Regions from separate parts of the Mus musculus genome. Here region 1 is linked to region 2. Evidence: chromatin loops called from intact Hi-C (ENCODE). Cell type or tissue: left cerebral cortex. All regions are shown on one strand. Each heading gives the region's core, and the rest is flanking DNA. Links, peaks and the distances in the headings are about the cores only.

The links. A loop is a pair of places that touch in the nucleus more often than their neighbours do. Peaks named below come from ENCODE experiments on the same cell type or tissue, not always from the same donor. Only the 100,000 strongest peaks of a DNase experiment are listed, where the experiment ranks them.
Region 1: a loop joins it to region 2, with 2.4 times the contacts of the local background. A loop is called at or near these places in 1 of 42 quality-filtered maps.

What each region holds. Positions count from the first base shown.
Region 1 is chr12:84,404,327-84,411,330 of GRCm38, reverse strand. It overlaps Entpd5 (ectonucleoside triphosphate diphosphohydrolase 5), which reads left to right and starts at 2,302. Exons shown (of 16, transcript NM_001026214.2): 1 at 2,302-2,361; 2 at 5,856-5,925. Bbof1 (basal body orientation factor 1) reads right to left here and starts at 2,263. Exons shown (of 12, transcript NM_028377.3): 1 at 2,076-2,263; 2 at 66-294. The coding sequence starts at 2,149. In left cerebral cortex, for the core only: CTCF peaks have their summits at 2,261, 2,972 and 3,836 (motif pointing right); DNase peaks (open chromatin) are centred at 2,294 and 3,053; H3K4me3 peaks cover 2,068 bases; H3K27ac peaks cover 1,550 bases.
Region 2 is chr12:84,313,868-84,320,700 of GRCm38, reverse strand. Ptgr2 (prostaglandin reductase 2) reads right to left here. Exons shown (of 10, transcript NM_029880.3): 10 at 4,869-6,764. The coding sequence ends at 6,688. It overlaps Zfp410 (zinc finger protein 410), which reads right to left and starts at 3,842. Exons shown (of 12, transcript NM_144833.4): 1 at 3,527-3,842. In left cerebral cortex, for the core only: no CTCF peak of the experiment used is centred there; DNase peaks (open chromatin) are centred at 3,665 and 3,854; H3K4me3 peaks cover 1,989 bases; H3K27ac peaks cover 1,679 bases.

The DNA.
Region 1 (7,004 bases), core at 1,333-6,332, 91 kb before region 2:
ATATATAAAACCATGTCACATAAACACAGAGGGAAGTTGTGATGTTCAGTTTTCTACCTACCTACCATATTATCTTTCTCTTGATCCTGCTTCTTCAAGTAGCTTAATACAGACATAATGTCTTTTTCCATGTTATATTGCTGTTTCTTTAAGTCTTCATTATTTTTTGCCAGTCTTCGGGAAGTATCACGATATTCAATCCTAGAGAGTTCTGTGACTTCCAATCTGGCCTCCCAAAGAGAGGCATTGGCTTTGGCTCTTTCAATTGCAGGTTCATCTGATTTGATTATTTTCCTGCAGAAGAAGATATTGACAACATGTAATTTATTAGTATCATTTCTATTTTGTTTGGCTTGCCTGACACATAAAAGCATATATTGTTGGACTAATGCATTAATACATTAATAATATATATATATATTAGTATTCATATAAGAGACTTAAATTGGTGCTTCTTCCTCAAGAGGAGAACTTTGGAGTATGACTATTAATTATTTTTGAAGTATGACTTAAAGGATGAGAAAAACAAAGAGGAAATAAGAGGCCAAATGTATTTCATAAAGCTCTCTAGCTTCTCATGTACTCCATTCTCCATATTCTTGTTTCCTGCTCTTTGCTGTGCTGAGTATCAGACCCAGGCTCGAGCATGCTAGGCAAGTGCTCTGCAATCCTTTCTCCTCTTTCACTCAGTTGTGAGCCTGGGTCTCATGTTCTACACGAAGACACAATTGTTGTATATCTGTCCTCTCCACAGCCTTTGTTGCTATTGTTTTGTTTTGCTTAGTTCTTAGACAAAGGATCAGGTTACTTGGGGCAGGTATGTTAAGTACTTCATTTGTTGGTAAGTACTTCATGTTAAGTACTTCAATTGTTGGTAACACATTATCCCAGGCTTTAAGGATGCCTGAAAAACACACACCATAGTCATTGATGCAGAGATGGGGGAAAAAAAAAGTAAGACCTTGGGAATGTAGACATGTAGAAGCAGAATGTACAGTAAGCATACATCAGGTAGAAGTAGAATGTATAATAAGCATACATTAGGAAGAAGAAGACTGAATGGTATGCATACATCAGGTAAAGTTAGAGTGCATGGTATGCATGTATCAGGTAGAAGTAGAAGTAGAATGCATGGTAAGTATACATCAAGGCCCTAGGATGGATTCAAAAGGTAAAGTCCTTTGAAATAAAGATTGCACCAGCATTAACAAAACACTGTGGTACAGAGCTGGAGAGATAGCTCAGAGATTAAGAGCACTGACTGTTCTTCCAGAGGTTCTGAGTTCAACTCCCAGCAACCACATGGTGGCTCACAACCATCTGTAATGGGATCTTCTGGAGTGTGCCTAAAGACAGCATACAGTGTATGCATATAAATAAAAATAAACAAATCTTTTTTAAAAAGAAAGTTACTCTCTTAAGTTACTTTGCTGGAGATGGTACCTAGGACCCTGCACAAGAAGCACTCTATCACTGAACTACACTCAGACTTGTTTTTAAAGACGAGGTCTCCATATGTAGCAGTGGCTGTGATCTCCCTGCCTCAGCCTCCAGAGCAATGCGACCAGAGGTGTGTGTTACTTAACTTGTCTCCAGAGAATTCACATTACAGTCACAAGCTTAAGCGATCCCTTTGCATTTCTCATCTACGGCGTTGAACTCCTTGTGTGACTCCAAAGTCCTGAGGAACCATCCTGTAGCCCAGTCATTCTATTGACATTCTAGCAACAATTCCTAGGGACCATCCATGGGGTTAGCGCTATAGCTGTTCACTCTGTGTCTCTGTGTGTGGTGTTTGTGTGTGTACTGATCCGTCCAGTTAAATCATTTCGCGTGCTCCCTTTGATCCCAAGAGGATTCCTGAATGACCCAAGGAACAACTTTAACCACTCAGACAAGAGCTAGAATAGAAAAGAATGTGTTTATATCAGTCTCACAATGGAGAGCTCTCAGATCTTAGGGCCAATCAAGAATGAACAGGAGCTGTCCACAAAAGCCTGACAGAGGCATCCAGTTAGCGCCGCAAAATGACAAGGGTAGGCAGGGGGAACGGGGAGCCTCTGCGCTGCTCTTACTTTGGTTCTTTGCCTTTGTTTTTGCCTTTCCTCTTGTCTTTCCTCTTGTCTTTCCTCTTGTCCTTCGCCGGCATCTTGACTTCTGCGGGAGTCTCACCGTGCTGGTGTCCTGGTGGCCGCCACCTGGGCCGACTCCGTCTCTAAGGAAACCACCACGCCGAAGGGCTAACGTCCTCCGCGCCGTTGAGGGCACGCGGAGGGCGCACGCGCGTGACGTGACCGCGGCGAGGGGCGGGGCGGAGATCGCTCCGAGGCGGCGGGCGTCCGCGCCAGGGCGGCGCGCGCGGTGAGTGTGCACGAGCCTCGGCGGCGCTCCCGGGGTTGGAGCCGGGCGGGAGGCCGGGAGCTCGGCAGGGGCGGGTGTCGGGCGCGGGGCTGCGGCGTCTTAGCCTCCCACGACTTGTCTCGCGCCCCCTGAGGCTCCATGGCCGGCGGCTCTCCGACCGCCCCGCGCGCATCGGAGCGGCGCCAGTGAGGCTTGAAGCGCTTCCAGTCGGGCGGGCGGATCTTCCAAGCCTCTGGCGCGGCCACCGTGGCGGTCCTGCCCGCATCCCTGCTTCTGTCTCGGTGGCGGCGCCCTCGCTGCCCGCCTCATGCTTACCTCCCCTCCATCCTCGCTTCTGTCTCGCGGGCTCCCTGGAGGACAGTGCACCCGGGGACATCCCAGGCCAAACGCTTTCAGGGAGGCAGTTGACTTTTCCGAGGGCGGTGGCTTGAGTGAGGCTGTCAGCCTCCGAGGGTCCGCGGGCTCCGGTGCTCAGACTCTGGCTCCCCTGCCTGGAGCGGTGTGGCGGGGGGGGGGGGGGGGGATCGTTGGTCCCCGGATCTAGGTGGCAGGTGCTTGGCTCCAGCCGACCGCCAGGTTCCTGTTAGTTAACATCGCCCACATCCTCTAGTGCCTGAAGTCCCATTGCTGCAAGTTGCATAAAGTTGCAAGCACTTGCCTCGCACCCGGGTTCCCGAGGAGTAGTACTCCATCCAGTATTCTAGTTGGTTCAGAAGAGGAACCCTGTGATTATGTCTTCATTCACTGAGCGTGAGTGAGTCATTACGGAAGACAGGTATTGTGGCTGCCTTGTCAATAGGCTTGGGAGTGAAGCGCGGTTCTGCTTTATCACTCCGCTTCAAATTTCATTTAACATTTATTTTGAAACATCATTGTTAGAACTCCTCCTCCCCTCTCTCTAGGGAGACCTTAGTTACTAAGCCCCTAACTGTAAGGTGACATCTTTGACCTCTAAATCTCTCTTTTCCCACCTCATCCCCCCCCCAGAGGGCGTGGTTTGTGTGGTTTGTAAATTTTGCGGTTAGAGTAAGCAAGTAGATTTGATGAGAGACCTTGGAAACCGTTTGAACCTTCTGCTAGCACGGCTATGGCCTATTTTGACTATATTTCTGGTGACATGCCATGAACTTATGAGTAGAATCACCTCTACATCATGTACCTTCCCTTAGATAATGTACATTACCTCTGAGAAGCAATCTATAAAGCACCTATTGCTAACTAGCAGAAAGGGAGTAGGGGCATTTTCTGTCATAGGTATGTATATTTAGACTTTTTATTTATTTGTTTGTTTGTTTGTTTTACAAAAATTGGTTGTAAATAAAAGCCAGTCCCACATTTACCATTTGAATATACTTCTACAGATTATCTCAGACATAAAATTTTGACTTAAAATAAAAGTGTCTTTGTTTATTTTTTTCACCGTTATTTTTATTTTATATATATGGACGTTCTGCCTGCAAATCTATGTGCTAGGTGTATGCAGTGCCTCTGGAGGCCAGAAGAGGTCGTTGGAACTTGAATTAGAGATGGTTGTGAGCTGACATGTGGATGCTGAGAATCAAACCTGGGACCTCTGGACTAGCATCCAGTGATCTTAACCCAGAGCCATCTCTCCAGACCATCACCCCCTCTTTTGAGATCCAGCCTCACTATGTGTGTTTTCCTGGACTAGAACTCTCAAAGATCTGCTTTCCTTTGCCTCCGAGTGCTGCAATTAAAGATGTGGAGCCTGGGAACGTTGCTTCTTAACATATGCATAGTGCTTTTCTTATTTTATTTTTCTTTCCCAAAACAGAATTCCTCCATGTAGCCTTGGCTCTCTCTGTAGACCAGGCTGTTCTGGAAATCACAGAGATCAGCCTGCCTCTGCCTCCCAAATGCTGGGATTAAAGGCATGTGCCACCACAGCCAGGTGGCAGGTTTGTTGTTGTTATTGTTGTTTTGAGGCAGTGTCTAGTATACAGCTTCGGCCTTCTAGGAACTCAAGGTGTAGACCAGGCTAGCCTTGAACTCATCTGCCTGCCTCTGCCTCCGGAGTGCTGGGATCAAAGGTGCGCACTGCCACATTAGCTATGCACAGTGCTTTAAAGTACTTATAGTTAATTGTATTTTATCAAACAAATAATGTTTTTGATATTACAATAAAATTATATCGTTTTAACTCTTTTTAGTTGTTGTTGTTTTTGCTTATTTGGGTTTCTTTGAGGCAGTGTTTCTCTATGTATAGCCCTGGCTGCACTGGAATTCTCTGTAGACCAGGCTGACCTTAAGCTCTCTGAGATCCCCTGCCTCTGCCTTCTGAGTGCTGGGATAAAGGTGTGTGCCACCACCACCTGGCCTCATTTTACTCTTTTGTGAATGTTTTATAAATTAATTTTTATATTAAAATTTAGGGTGTAAATATATATCAAATTTCAAGGTCTACCTAAATTTATTGATATTTCACAACCCTACTCAAAAACCATTTTTTAAAAAATTAAAATATAAAACATCCATTCCCCTCCCCCCTTTTTATTCCATTCAGCTGTAACCAACCCCATATCCCCCTAGCACTTACTTATCTTCTCTCTCTGTCTCTGTCTCTCTCTCCCCCCTTCTCTTTCTGGTTCGTGGCTTCTTTTTCTTTAACTGTTGGTGCATATATTTTTAATTATATATATGTGTGTGTGTATGTGTGTGTGTGTGTATCTTATATATGTAACCATATATTATATATATAGCAAATAAAAGCAACATGCTCAGTTCATATTATGTTACTTACTTGTATGTATATGATCAAGATGAGGCCAATAGACTTGCTAACATGGCAGGGAGAAATCTCACAGGGCCCCTACCCAACCCTAGACAAGCACTACAGGCAACTAAGGGATGCTGAGATTGGGAGAAATAGTCTTACCCAGGGAAGAACCTCCCATTGGTTACTCAGTCCCAGATGGTCAGACATGAATATATATTTTAAAACTTGTGAATTTACTCTCTACATGAGTCTGTGTGTGTGTATATATGTGTGTGGGCAGGTGAGTGTGTGTATGAATATGTTGTGTGCATAAAGTCTATTCTCTCCTTTCTGGGTTCTGGGAATTGAACTCAGGTTGTCAGGTTTGCATAGCAAGTACTCTTATTCACAGAGCCATCTTGCCAGCACCATGTGTAATCACTGGAGAAAGGCCAAGATACTTCATTTTGGTAGAAGTAGTTCTAGAAACTACACTGTTCTCCACCAAAGAACTGGGTATTGTTATTCAGTCAGCTATTGACAAGAAGCAACTGATAGCACGGAGTATGCAGTAGGAAGTTCCTCTTCAGAAGCTTATCTGTTATCATTTCCTTCTGGGATTGCTGGTGGGTAGCTTTACTGTTAAGTTTCAGGGAAATACTTTGTTTTATGAATTTGCTTTGTCTCATTGTTGGGAATGTTAAATGCTTTTAAGACATAAGCTATATAGTGTTTTGTTGACTGGGGCTTGTTAACTTTCTATGTTCAATCCTTACAGTTCTTGGTTGACACAGGAATGAAGAGTGTATTGGCTGAATCTTCAAGCAGAGGCGATCATTATGACCCTGGTAAGTAGACTATTTATCCAGATGTAGGTACCACCTCAGCTAGCTTAATGCTGAATTTGTACTTCAGAGGCTTCTGGGTAGGAATTGTTTGTTTTATGTTATTCCTGAATTTGACCACCTTTTGCCAAAAGATTTTTTTTTCTTTCTCAATGATTGTATTATTGTCAGATGTCAGTTCAGGATTATTTTGTATCAAAATTAATAGTATTCATAATCTTTTCTCCAGGTGTTTTCATAACTCTTTAATCATTAGTTATCTGTGATTTTACTGGGCTTTACTTAAAATTTTTACACTGAAAACATTGTTAATTTTATTTTCATGAAGCCTTTTATTTTATTTTATTTTATTATGGTTTTTCAAGACAGGGTTTCTCTGTGTAGCCTTAGCTGACCTGGAACTCACTCTGTAGACCAGGCTGACTACGAACTCAGAAATCTGCCTAAATAAGATAGCTTATCGCCTCATATGTTCACTATAATTGTTTATTGGGGCAGTATAAACCCCTCTCCAATTAATGGTGTATTCTTATCTAAAAGACTGATTTTCATGCGTGGCTGAGAAAAGACCTTGTGATTGGGGCGGGAGGAGCAGTTGCAACAGCTGTCTCTGGAAGGTAATTATTGTAGCTCAGTCAGGCTCAAACAATGGAGAATGGAGGCTGGTCCTGCCAGATTCATTTTGATCTAAAGCCACAGTTTCATTGTACAGAGTGAGCGTTATGGGCAGTAGTGATCTGCGTGTGACGCTGTTCTGAAAGGAATAAGATACAGAAGGAAGGGCTGGTGAGATGGCTCAGTGGGTAAGAGCACCTGACTGCTCTTCCGAAGGTCCAGAGTTCAAATCCCAGCAACCACATGGTGGCTCACAACCATCCGTAACGAGATCTGGCGCCCTCTTCTGGAGTGACTGAAGACAGCTACAGTGTACTTACATATAATAAATAAATAAATCTTTAAAAAAAAAAAAAAAAAAAAAAAAAAAAAAAAAAAAAAAAAGATACAGAAGGAAGGAATTGAGTGTAAGAAAGAGCTTTACATTTCTTTTTTTTTTTTTTTTTTTAAAGATTTTTTATTTATTA
Region 2 (6,833 bases), core at 1,834-6,833:
TCTGCATTCTTCCTCCTTCCCACCATTCCTTCTTTCTTGGTCCCCACTGGATTCTGAACCTAAGGGTCTGTCTATCCATGCTGAGCATAGACCTTGCTGGTTCCCTAAACCAAAACTCCTGCGTAACTCCCCACCACCCCAGGCTTTGGCATATGAATTCACTTAATTTGGTGGAATTATTGGTAAAATTGGGAGTACTGCTATCCATAAAGCGAAGACAGTAAAAAGTTTGCCCAGGATGGAGATTTTTCCATTAGTAGCAGGATAGACTGGAAAGTTGGACTAAGACAGATATTAAGAAACCCTGTAATTAGGGCCTGTAAGAGGGGTCAATTTGTAAAGGTGATTGCCACCATACCTGACGACTTCAATTCAATCCCCAGGACCCATAGGATATAAAGGAAGAACTAAGTCTCATCAACTGTCCTCTGCCCCCCACATATGTGCACACACAAATACATCTAAGTTTTAAAAGAAGTACTAGAATTAATGCTTTTATTTCTTTTATAAAACAAAGAATCATAAATACCCAACTTTTCTTCCTATGTACATTTTTTTCTTCCTGAAGCACTTAAATGGTTTAATATTGTTTATTTACTCATGTTCATGAGGAGAAGAAAGCAAGGTTCGAGAAATCACCAAGTTATGAAGCTGCATAAGCAAGCTGGCATGATGAGCTGGCTCAGACAGGGAAGGATTACATCTAAGTTTGATCTTGAACTTCAAGGGCTTTGGCAATTCCTCTTCCCAATTCCCGCTCATATAACAAGCCAAGAAATTGCCAGATGTTTGTTCCGGTTATCTTTAAAGTGCAACCACCTCTGTGACTCCTGGAGCGCAGAATCACTAAGAAATGAGACAATTCACTGTCGCTTTGGTGTTACCCACAAAATCTTTCTATTTAGTGGCTTTGTTTTAATAATCTTTGAAAACAAATAAGGCTATTGTGGAACAACTGCAATATCCATATCGTAATGGAATACAGCCATACAATCCTGGTACGCAATGTATGGTTTGTATAGGTCCTGAACAAACAGCAGGACACACGAGAATAAGTTGACCCCTGTTTAAGAGCCAGGTGCAATAGCTGGCATCTACAGTCTCAGCAATGGGGAGATTGAACCAGAAGGACGGGGGTGGGGGGGTGGGGGGGATGTTTAACAGCTAGCATGACCTACACTGTAAGATCATATCTGGAAGTAAAAAGAAAGCAATGTGTTCAGAGCACAGTGGCTTACCAAGTGTCCTCTGTGGACTTCATCTGTAACACAGAACTTGCTAAGTACACTAGCCAGCAGTATAATGGAAGTACAAAAGCTAGGTTTGCTATTTACAGTTCCATTACCTAGCTAGCCAAGTTCAAAAGCTGAAATGTAAATTTTGTTCTTGCAGTGCAAATCTTTTAAAAAAATAAGTTTGGGGCCAGACGTTGTGGCACATACTTCAATTCCAGCACTCTGAGAGTAGAGATAAGCATATATCTCTAGGAGTTTGAGGCCAGCCTGGTATACATATTAAGTTCCCAGGCCAGTCAAGGCTATATAGTGAGACCTTGTCTCAAATATGAAGTTTCATTGACACAGTTCACATAACATAAAATGCACCCATTTTTAAGATTTTTAATGTTTATGTATTATGCATGGGTATTTTGCCTACATGTCTATACATCATGTGCATGCAGAACCCATGGAGGCAGAGGGACATGGACCCTCTGGAACTGTAGTAGGTTATGAGTCACCATGTGGGGTGCTGGGAACTAAGCCCAGGTCCTGTTACACACTTTGAAAAGTACAGTAAACTGTCTTCAGTGTAGTCATAGTTCCGAAATCACACACGAGCATTTCTGTTTGTTTGATGTTTGGGGGGTGGGGTGGGTAGGGGGAGCTGGAAGGGTTCAGACAGGCTCTTGCATAGCTCAAGCTGGCCTGGAACTCTACAGGAATCTGAGGCTGGCCTTCAACTCCCACTCCTGCTTATGCCTCACAGTACCGAGATTAAAGGTGTGTACCACCATACTTGGCTAATTTTACATTTTCCCAAAAAGAAACCCTGACGTCACTACCCACTTCTAAATTAGTCATTATTGTGAGTTTAAATGACTGCCATACAGGTTTCCAGTGAGCACTGGATAAATATTCAGACAATAATTCAGAGGATAAATAACATGACAAATGATACCCAATTCCCTACCCCTTCACTCTGACTTTTCAATTCCAAACTTTCATTAACTGCTTATGGACTAATTCTGCATATATATCCTCAGCATGTCAAACCAAACCATGTCTAAACACGGATTATCATCTCCCCTACCAAACCTGTTCTTCTTGAATTATCTTTTATTTATTGCCCAATCTTCCCACTCAGCTGCAAATTTTACCTAGCAGTGCCTCTCATCCTACATGTTTTAATAATCCCAGCAATTAATAATAACCAGACCCCAAAGTGACTCCTGTGATGCTGTTTAGATTTCTCAGTATCTTTCTGCTTGTCACTCTCCATATGCAGTTTAGTATCTCAGAATAATGGCCAGCCCTTAACGGTAAACCTCTTCACTGACATACTCCTCCCCCCACTGCCCCCCCAAAAAAAACCTTAGAAATTGTGGGATTTACCTAAATTTGACACCTACTGGGATACAAAGCTCAAATTAGAACCACATTTTCTGATGCTTGGCTGCCCTGTATCTGCCACAAAGTGTAATTTCTCAACGCCAAACACCCAGAATTGCGCGTTTTGACCTCAAACTATGTTTTATTCTCTTTACATATGTTCCACTGATCTTTGTGTCTAATGTAATGTAAATGTATGAACTCTTAACCCCAAATCAATAATATTTCACTCCCAAATGGTTCCTAAGTACATCTCAGAGCCTCATGAGCAAGTGAGATAAAGTTTAATAAACTAATTGGATCGTCTTCTTTTGAGAAACTTCAGAGAACAAGTTGAACGAGCAAAACACATCCTGGCTGCAAACACTCGCTGCCCACACACGGGCCTGAGGTGACAGGCAAAGGAGACCCCAGAGGTCCGGCTCTGGTCCGCAGACGTCCCTTCCCTATTCCAGCCCAAGGCAGAGAGTGGACCCAGGAAAGGTGCCGGCAGCCCTGGGTGAAACGCGGGCAGGGCACCGCTGTCAACCCTTCCCGCCAGCACAAAGGCCTCAGCCGAAGGCCCTTAGGTCTGCGGGCGGGCCCAGCCGCGGGTGCAGTCCGGAGCCTCCGCCCGGGGGACTCGCTGACTCCCGCGTTCTGGGGGGGCAGGCTGGTCTCCAAGCTCCCTCCCTCAAGAACAAGCAAAGGAGGAGAAACGGTGCGCCCCAGATCCCCAAAGGGGTTAGGGCCGCAGCCGCCGGGCTTCGGACCGGTCGCTCCCCGCCCGCTAGACGCCTGGGGGAGTCTGGGGGGACGGCTTCCTTGCGCCCTTCGGGGGCGAACCCGGCTCTAGATCCCCAGACCCCATAAGTGGCTTCCTTTCTCGGCGGGACCACCTACCCGAGCGGGGGTGGCTACACTAGCCTGGAGCTCACCTTCCAGTCTCGGGCAGCCGTCCGTCCGTCAGTCAGCCCCGAATCCCGTCCACACACGGCGTCTTCCGGCTCCCGCCGGAAGCAGCTCCAGAGCGGGACAGGAAGTTTGGCCGCCCCCCATCAACATACCCACTCGCTTTCTTCTCCGCCCGCGGGTGTTTCTCAGGAGGAGGCGCTGACTCTTGGGCCGCTGCTTGAGAGCGATCCTTCGCTCCCCGCTACATACACACGCATACACAGCCCGAGACACACACAGGGTTCCCTCCCGGCCGAGGAACCGCAGCGCCCCGTCCCCTCCTGTCTGCCCTTCAGGGTTCTCAGGTCCGCGAAATCTGAAACCAGGTCAGTGCAGTCTAGCCGTGACGTCACTGCCTTCCCGCTGAGCGGAGCTGTTCAGCAGGGGCCGCGGCGGCTGGGATGGGTGAGACGGCGCGGGGTGGAGGGTAGCTTTCTCCGGAGCTGAGGACCTGTGACAGCTCCCGAAACACCAAAAGCCCATGAAGAGCACCTGAAATGTTCATGGCCCAAAGAGGGACCTGGAAATCAAGCCTTGCATTGCCCCTAGGACTGGGTGTGAATTTAGGCACACGTACAGCGTTAGAAACATTTAAGAATTCTCCAGAGATCTTGGATGCACTGACTGAGGGCTCAGATAACTAAGTTCCAAGCTGGATAATAGTTCTTGTTGAAACTTTCGAGTTTGACTGCATGAAACTTAAGATCTGCAGTGGTGGCACACGCCTGTAACTCCAGCAATCCCAGTACTCCAGGAGTTCCCGGTGAACGAGGGCTACATAGTTGAGACCTTGTCCAAAAAAACAAAAAACAACAACAACAACAAAACATGATGCGGTGTGGAAGAGTAGGGGACTAAAGATAGTGCCTGTGAGATATAATGTTCTCTGAAGGCGCTCATTTTCAAGTTAGAGATAAGCCAGGAGTCTGGATGAGCTAGGGAGTCATAGTTTTGGTACAAAATGTTCCGGGAGAAAACATTTCCTCGATACAGTTTGTCCTGCGCACTGAGAAGCATGACTGTGATCCCATTTGAGGATGGCCATGACAAGGACAACTGGCCTACACAGTATCTGGGACAAAAATCTTGGGGTGGCAAGGAGATGTTTACTAGGAGCTAAAATCCTAAAATTTAAGAAAGGATTAAAAAACAAAGATTTACCAGTTACCACTATATGAAGAGATGAAGAACTGTTCAGAAAGAAAAACTGGGGTCCAGAGAAAGTATGTAAAACAAGGTTAGAACGCTGCAAAATTTGATTTAGTGGCTGCTAATTTGTTTTGCCTCTAAAATATATTGACTGTAAAAAAAAAAAGTGGTCATAAGTCATACTCAGAAAACATCTCCAGTTTTATTTTTCTAAAGGTTGAGAAAATTAAGAAAACAAATGTGATACATCAGTATATCTGGAATAGTCATGTCTATAACCATTGGTTAATTTACTTAATCCTATAGCTTTCTGGAGCTTGATTACTTGGGGCTTGTTGTGGGAAGGTACCATTGGGGATTGACCTCAGAGCCCCTAGAGTACTGATCAGTGTTCTGCCCTGACCACTCCGACTCACTTTCATCAGTGAAACTCTTAGTGATGTTTATATCTATTAGTTCTCCAAAGTATAAGCCCAGAATGGGGATACAGGCCTTTAACACTGGCACTCGGAGGCAGACAGCCAAGTGGATATCTTTGAGTTCCAGGCCAGCCTGGATTACATAGCAAGCTACCTAACAGACTCTTGTCTTTAAAAAAAAATTCCTAAAATAAACACAAGCTTTTATCAGCACGTAGTAAGTTGTTAGGCTTGCTACTCAATTAGTTGTTTGGCAGAACACAAACATCATCCCTGGATGTAAACCTTGTCTCTGGAGACTCCCAACCACTCATTTATCTTCTCAGACCACTCCCAGCCCAAAACGTCCTACCCCAAACTGTTCCACAATCTGTAAATACTCCCAATGCTGCCCGAAATCCTATGTACTTATGCCATTAAGTACAGACAGGCTGGAGAGGTGGCCAACACTAAGAGCATCTCCTGCTCTACCAGAGGATCTGCATTCTAGAACCCAGCACTCACATGGTGGCTTCAGACTCTCTCCAGTTCCAGGGGATCCAATGCCCCAATACCCTCTCCAGCCACTCTCCACTGTAGGCACCAGACATGCATGTGGTGTACAGACAAACATTCGGGTAAAGACTTTTAAAGTCTCTCATCAAAAATATGGAAAGGCTTTCTCAATTCTAATACTCAGTTTAAGAATGGTAAAAATGTTACCAGTTCAACAAATGTTAACTGCTTCTCACCTTAGAATTCGTAGACTGTTTATTCAGTTCTAAAAGTAATTTAAAGATATATATATATATATATATGATCCACTAATAGTTGGGGTTAAAAACCACCCAGGTTTTTTAAATATTTGATACAAATATATGTAATATTAATTTTCACAAACAAAATTAGCCACATATTAGTGAGTGACAGCTGCCTGGCATCCCAGCAGGCTCAGCAGTGGGAGACCTGAGGAGTCAGTCCAGCCTGAGCTAAACTAACAGACCCATCTCCAAAACAATATTATTAGTTATTATAAGAAAAATAATCAGGCATAGTGGTACATGCCTACAATTCCAGGACTTAGGAGACAGAGCCCCAGGATCACAAGTTGGAGGCCAGTGTGGATGTCATATAGAGATCTTGCCTCAAAAACAAAGTAAAAAAGACAGAAAAACAAGTAATACTAACTTCAATCTAGTGTGGCATTGGTTCTCAACCTTCCTAATACACCCACCCTTTAATACAGTCTCTCATGTTGTGGTGACCCCCAACCATAAAATTATTCGGTTATTACCTTATAACTGTAATTTTGCTGTTATGAATAATAATGTAAATATCTGTTATGCGAGATATCTGATATGTAACTCCTCCGGAGGGGCCGTAACCCACAGCTTGAGAACTCCTGTATTATGGCAGGCAATCACATGTTAAATGTAGAGTGAATATGATATGGAAGATAAAGTGGTTATACAACAAAGAAAATATTATCACACTAGAATCAAGAACTATCTGTACAGAAAGATTATTTTTAAATGCATGTTAAGAATCTTTGTGGGAAGTGAAAAATGGAGGGCTTCCTTGATGAAGACACACCAAGACTACAGAGAAGAATCTTCTGAAATGCAGACGATCTGTTTCCCTACGTTGCCCCCTGTCATCATGGACTGGAATGCAACTGAAAGAAAAACAAAACTTGTTGTCTGAAAAGAGAAATGTTACTATATGTCTGTTAGAAGTCTAACAT